Linked DNA regions of Homo sapiens: region 1 is linked to region 2. Evidence: chromatin contacts called from ENCODE Hi-C data. All regions are on one chromosome and are shown on one strand. Each heading gives the region's core, a stretch centred on a gene start or an enhancer-like site at or near the end of the contact. The rest is flanking DNA. Distances are from core to core; before and after follow the strand shown. Region 1 holds the start of GRIK2 (glutamate ionotropic receptor kainate type subunit 2). Region 2 holds the start of PNKY (long intergenic non-protein coding RNA PNKY).

The links. A loop is a pair of places that touch in the nucleus more often than their neighbours do. Pooled maps may share reads with other maps.
Region 1: a map with no recorded cell type shows a loop between it and region 2 (11-fold over the local background). The contact joins the promoter of GRIK2 here to the promoter of PNKY in region 2. A Hi-C loop is called at or near these places in 1 of 168 maps with a recorded cell type or tissue (naive thymus-derived CD4-positive, alpha-beta T cell), 10 of 37 single-sample maps with no recorded cell type and 10 of 50 pooled maps.

Annotation. Positions count from the first base shown.
Region 1 is chr6:101,391,948-101,395,016 of GRCh38, forward strand. GRIK2 (glutamate ionotropic receptor kainate type subunit 2) reads left to right here and starts at 1,761. Exons shown (of 17, transcript NM_021956.5): 1 at 1,761-1,890.
Region 2 is chr6:98,830,393-98,833,435 of GRCh38, forward strand. PNKY (long intergenic non-protein coding RNA PNKY) reads right to left here and starts at 1,308. Exons shown (of 1, transcript NR_148381.1): 1 at 1-1,308.

The DNA of each region.
Region 1 (3,069 bases), core at 511-3,010, 2.6 Mb after region 2:
GGATCTTCAAATGACTAATGGACTCTCCATTGCCACTAACTCATCTCTCCTTAACATAAGTCCCCAGTCCCCCTCCCCCCAACCCTGCCCCACCCAGGAATGCTCAGTAAGCATGTTGTGGGGAACGGGGCGCAGAGAGTCCTGGATGGTGACCAAGAGGGAAAGACTGGCGGTTTTGGCAGGACTGAATTTCTGTGTTTCAGAGCTATTCTGAGCCAGGCGCTAGCCTCAGGGTGTGGAACATGGCCCTGCTGCGCCAGGGTCCGGCGAGGGCTTAACTTTACTAGGGCTGCAGTGAAGGAGGAAGCAAAAGGGCAAGTTCTGGTCTCCAGCTCAGACAACGGGTCCCTGGGGACTCAGAGCCTCTCTAATTCCCGGACCTCGGAATTAGATAGATAGTGGAGAACCACCAGGGACTGGAACTGCTAGGGGACTGCAGAGCCGTGGAATCCCCCCTGGCCCCTTCTTTATGCAGCCCGTTTGAAATGGTCTCTTGAGCCCAGTGCGCCTGGCCTGTTCCCGCTTAGCCTCACTTAAATCTCCTCGCGAATCTGAGCTGGCCAACTTCCTCTGGGGGAAACTGCTAAACTCAGCTCCAGTTAATATTGTAGGGCTGAGGATAAAATAGCAACGGTTTTGAATAGATGTTGACTTTTCCGACCCAGAGGAGCGGAACTCAGGGATTGTTTGCAAAAGCTAATCGTTTCCACAGTGAAGCAGGGAGAGCCTGGTGCGCTCACCGCCGCCAGCCCCTCCCTGGAAGCCAAGCTGCGGGAAGACTCTGGGACTCAGTTGCCCCTCCCCATCTCTGGCCTTTAAAAGAGTCCTCCCGAGAACTTGGACCAGTGGCCGCCAAACCAGGGCTGCTTCCCAGACTCCTGTCTCCAATCTTGGAGTCTGCGACCTCAGGTTCGGCGCCCACTAGATCTCGAATCCAACTTCTTTCTGAAATGTGTTTAGGTTGAGAGTTCCGGGGCCTGGGCGGGAGTTTGGTGGGGAGAGGGGAGTCTGCTATTTAAGGCGCCATACATACACAGAGACAGCCCGCCCGACCTCCTAACACTCAGGAAAAGTCAATTTCCAAGCATCTGTTCTCAATAATGGTGGCAGGGAGCAGGGCACTGTGACTCCCAGCATCTGAGGGAATACCCGCAGCAGCGCTACCAGAGCGCATTTGCTCTATGCGCTGGAGGTCGGGGTGGGAGGGTGCGCAGATCAAGATCTTTTTTTGCGAACCTCAGGGAAATGACCGTAGTTGGACTAAGAGGTCCACTTTGGAGACTACCAGCAGCCCTCCAAGCCCTGGCAGTGGAGAAGTTTCGTTGCTATGGTTTCGGAGAGGCATAAAAGCCATCACCCAGAAGCAAATGTGTTTGGGCTCCTTATATGTGTTGTCACCACCCAAGGCTAGGCAAATTCCTCGGCGCTTTGCATGCATCACTCACTCCCTGACAGAGCATCTTGGCCTTAGTCTCCCCATCCCAGGAGGCGGGTGTGCGCTAAGGGAGCGAAGTCCAGCCGGAGGCTTCGTAACATCCAAGTCTAGGGACACCAGGAATTCTCTCGCTCTAGCTCCTGTGGTCCAGGGGTGGGAGATGCCCCCGAGTGGCCGCGGCGGCCAGGAGCGTGCAGGGGCCACGGGGAAAGGAGCGCGGCGCCTTTAAAGCAAGAGGCGAGGAACCCCCGCCAGGAGGCGTGTCTGTCTCTGCCGCCGCCGCCGCCGCTGCTGCTCCTCGGTCACCGTCTTCGCCGCTGCCGTCACTCGCGCTCGGCGCCGGCGGCTGCGCTGGTCGGTCTGGTAGCTGGGGACTTTTCCGCCCGACCTCCTCCGGCTGCTCCTCCCCGAGGACCACCCCACCCCCTCCCCGCCCACCTCACCCCTAGCTCCAGGTAAGGACTCCCCGGCTGTGGGCTGCACTCCGGGCTCCTTCACGAGGTGTTTGTTTTCAAGAGGACGGGAGGGACTGCGGGTGGGCGAGGGGCATTTTCCACCTGGAGAGAAGGAAGAAGGCGAACAGTAGCGCTGCGGACGTCCGTGCGCTCGGGGCGCCCGCTGGACGGATTCACTGCGAGTCTTTGTCGGGCTTATCTCAGCCAATTCCCGTCAAGCATGCAAGTGGCTCTGTTGGCTGCAGTCGCCTATGTTCTCCACATAAAATGATTTAAGAAGTGGACGTGTCAGGAAGTGGCCTCAGCTACGGGGACTCACGCGAGGCGAAGAGAATGAGACAGATGGCAAGAAGCTGTGTGGCTGCCGGCGGGTCTGACGAACTCCCCATCCCTCCTTCTGCCCACCCATCCTTCCATTAACCCTACTCCTTAGTTCTGCGCTGAGGAAGTATATTTATTTTAACCGGCACCCGTATTAAGAGCTTCTGAAAAAACTTGGAGGGCGTCCCATTAGGGTAAGGAGTGGGCAGTGTTACCAGGGTGGATCATAAACCTCAAGAACTTTTAACGAACCACATCCTCTGATATTTTTACCTTTAAGGAGATAGAGTTTCTTTACCAAACAACACGACCGAGCTGAGGCTCCTTAGAGAATAATTTCCAATTTAGGCAATGGGGAATATTAGAAAACTTACTATTAGTAGCCTTTTGGTAATGCACAGATTATCTTCTATCGTTTATTCATCTCCATACTGTAAGTATTCTGTCATCAGAAATTATCTTATGGATTGATGATTATTTTCATTTCACGAGAGATGATTGGTTCATTTGAGTCTTAATTAGTCAGTTTAGTTACTGAAATAAATGCAATTGTATTTCAATCTTGATTTGTCTTAGTTCATTACTTTCTAACTTTATAGAGTCTATTCCTGTAACCACCAAGGCAGCCTATCAACTTCCAGTGGCCTTAAAAACTTTTGAGTCAAACAAACAACAAAAAATTGAAATGCACAAGAGCAAGGTGATAGAGAATTGAGCAATGTTTGGAAGTCTTATCTGTTTGTTTTCTCCTATTTAAACCCATTGAAAATCACACAGGCTGAAATTTAAAAAAAAAAGTTCTGGGATATGTAAATTTATTCCACTTCAATTTGTTAATTAAGATACACTTATTTTAGT
Region 2 (3,043 bases), core at 58-2,557:
CAAACAGCTGCTGGGGTCTAGCAGAAGAGCAGGAAGCACAGGAATGAATGACTGAGACAAGGCTTTTTAAAAAGAGGAGGAGGAGTAGGGACGTTCAAACATGATCCTCTAAGGTGGATATAAGAAAAAGGAAACAGCAGTTTCTTTTTCTAGTTTTACTTAGGTTTAAACCAGCTGCTACCTCCACTCCCCCAATGGCCATCTCCTCAGAAAATTCTTTGTTTTCTTTTGTTTCCTGATTTCTATTATCCTGGGACTACATAAATAAGAAAAAATTAAGATCAAATGAATACCATTTCACCTCTGTTTTAGTAATTGTGTGCCTCCAGCTCAATGTATGGGAGTGGTCACGGTGGGTTTTCTGCCAACTCCTGGTATATAGAAATAAATAAATGCTATTTTATATATGGTGTGAGTGTGTTTACTAGATGAAATAGTTAATAAATTAGAGTTCAAGTTACAGTGCATGGACTGACCCCATAACTGTTACTCAGGTGGAAATTTGGGAGGTTTGTGTCAAGGTACTGGGTGCTACTAAGACCCAGGTCCGGCTCACTATCTCGAGGAGTGTGAAAGTGTGAGAGATAACATGGGTGTCTTTTTGGTGTAGTTCTGTTATTCGAGGATGTTTCCCCTCCACTCAGCGCACCCCGGCAAGAGGGAGTCGGCTCCGTTTCTTCAGACAAGTCCAGCTCAGGGTATTGACTGAGTAGAGGTTCCTCCGGACCTGGGAGAAGCTGGGGTGGCGCCAGCATCTCCTTACAGGTGCCTCCATCCTGTCCTTGCGGAAGGGGCTTAGGACACCCCGCAGTCCGCGCCCCGAGGTGGCGAGGCCCGCACGAATCGCCTGCTCAGCCATTGTCCTAGCGAGTGATCTCGAGGAGCTGTGCTGGATGGAGTGAGGGAGATATCAAGACACCTTGTCAGTTCAAAGCATTTTAGCGTTGTTTGAAATCCTCTCCACGTCAACGTAAGCAGCCTGTGTATTTGAACAGCTGCTTTGAACAGTGAAAGGGAATAAACTGATTCAAAACCTGGAGGTGTCTGCCCGAGACACCTTCAACGTGCTTTTATGCGGGCGGAGAATGGCAGGCAGACGCGCGGACTCTGCCCTGACAGGGTCAGCCCAAAGAATGGGCCCCAGAGCCCGGGGCGGGGGAGGAACCGGTGGAGAGGCCCCAGTCTGGACCTAAAACCAGCGAGAGCTCAGGTTTCGGGAGCCCCGAAGAGGTGCCGCGCTGGGAGGCAGACAAGGAAGCCCAGGGTGCTCGGAACCCGGCGTTCGCGCCAACCGGGCCCCTGGCGCCTGGAGGGGAGGCGGCGGTAGCTCGTGGGGAGGTGTTGCTCAGAGCCGCGGTGCGAGCCCAGCCTGGCCCGCCCGGTGATTGGCCGCGCTTGGGGGTGGGGGTGGGGTGCAGAGACTGAGGCCCCGGGTAGGCTATTTCTTTGTGTACTCCCGGGGATTTATTGGGTATATTAAACCCTGTTGGGAACGTTTCGGCTCCTTGGCCGCCAGCGAAATGAGACGGGGATGGAAGTTGGAGTTGAGACCTGGGAAGTCAACGTGGGAAGGATCTCAGCATTAATCGCCGGTGATGTCCTATCGCAGACAGGAAGTTTTGATGTACACGTGCAGCCTATTCTTGTCCCCTCACACTAGCGCCCTATGCCGGGAGGAGGGCGGGGGTGTGGGGTGGGGTGTGGAGAGAAAGATAAGAGGAGGAGGAACTTTTAAATTGATTCAGAGCCAGGCCGCCTCAGTTCCTTCGAAGATGTGTTTGAAAACTTCATTCTTCTTTCGAGTGTATCATCCTATGGGCTGCAGAAGGCCTTGTGCCTCGAGAAATGTGAAATTAAATCCAGAGAAAAGCAGACACCTGCCCCAGAAAGGTGGGGGAGAAGTATGAGCTGCTTAGCACTTGGACGCGGCCCTTCCCCAGGGCTGGATTCTTCTGTCCGTGGGAGCTCTGAGCTCCAGGTCCGCGAAAAGAAAGGCACGACATGTCAGGAGAAGATGCGGCTGGCGGGCTGTCTGTGCGCTCCCCAAGGCCCAGGGAAAGTCACGCGCCTAGCACAGGGGACGCAGGGCCGAAGCCGGGAGAAGGCGGTTCTGCCCGCCACCCAGCCCCTTGGCTCGCGGTTGCGGAGCCGCGGGCACCAGTCGCTGAGTCTGCGCGCTGAGGCTCGGACTTGTTCATTTTTTCCTAGCTAGACAAAGTTATGGGATTCCTAGCAGCCCCCAGGCGCGCGGCCAGAGTGGCCCCGCGCTTGCGCTGGGACGGAGCGACACGCTGTGTGTGTCCTCGCCTCGCCTCGCCGCGCGGGTGCGCGCGTGGTGGGGGTGCAGGTCCGTCCTGCTGGCGGCCTGTGGGCTCGCCCCTCCCCTATCCATTTCTCTCCCCCACACACGCTCATAAACACAGGACACGTGGAAATTCTCAGCCAAAGCGTCTTGCCCGGGCGGGTGCTCAACGTGGTGATTTATAAACAGCTCAGCCACTCTCCAAAGAGCATGACTCCTTGTTAGTCATGATGAATTTTCTGGCCCGCTCCAGTCTGCTGTCTGGATTCAGATGCTCAGAGGCCCCAAAATGCTCCCTCTGAGCGTTGATTTGGCTGCCCTCTCAAGCCTACGACCGCCGGCAAAACCAGCGATAGAGCGAGGGGTGAGAGGTGGGGACGCGATCCAGGTTCCCTGGGGTCTGTCATTCCCTTCCCGGCAGTAACTGTTGATTCGCTTTACAGCGCCCATGTACACACCCGGCCCTGCGTGGCGGTCACGCCGCTCCAGCCTGGGTCCGCGCCCAAGTTCTAGCTACCGGGCTTGCAGGCTCGGAAACTCGCAGGCGGCACCTGCTCTGGGCGGCTAAAGAACTGATGGCGCGACGCGCCCGCGCTCCGTAGAGCGGCGCTGCGGGTGCATGGTCCCATAGTCTTGCTCTGGAGTTCACTGCTGAAAGCTGAGCTGGGAGCTTGGCCAGGGAGCGCCAAAGACATAGACTAACCCCACCCGCTAGCGCCCACCGAAGTTACTGATTAGGAA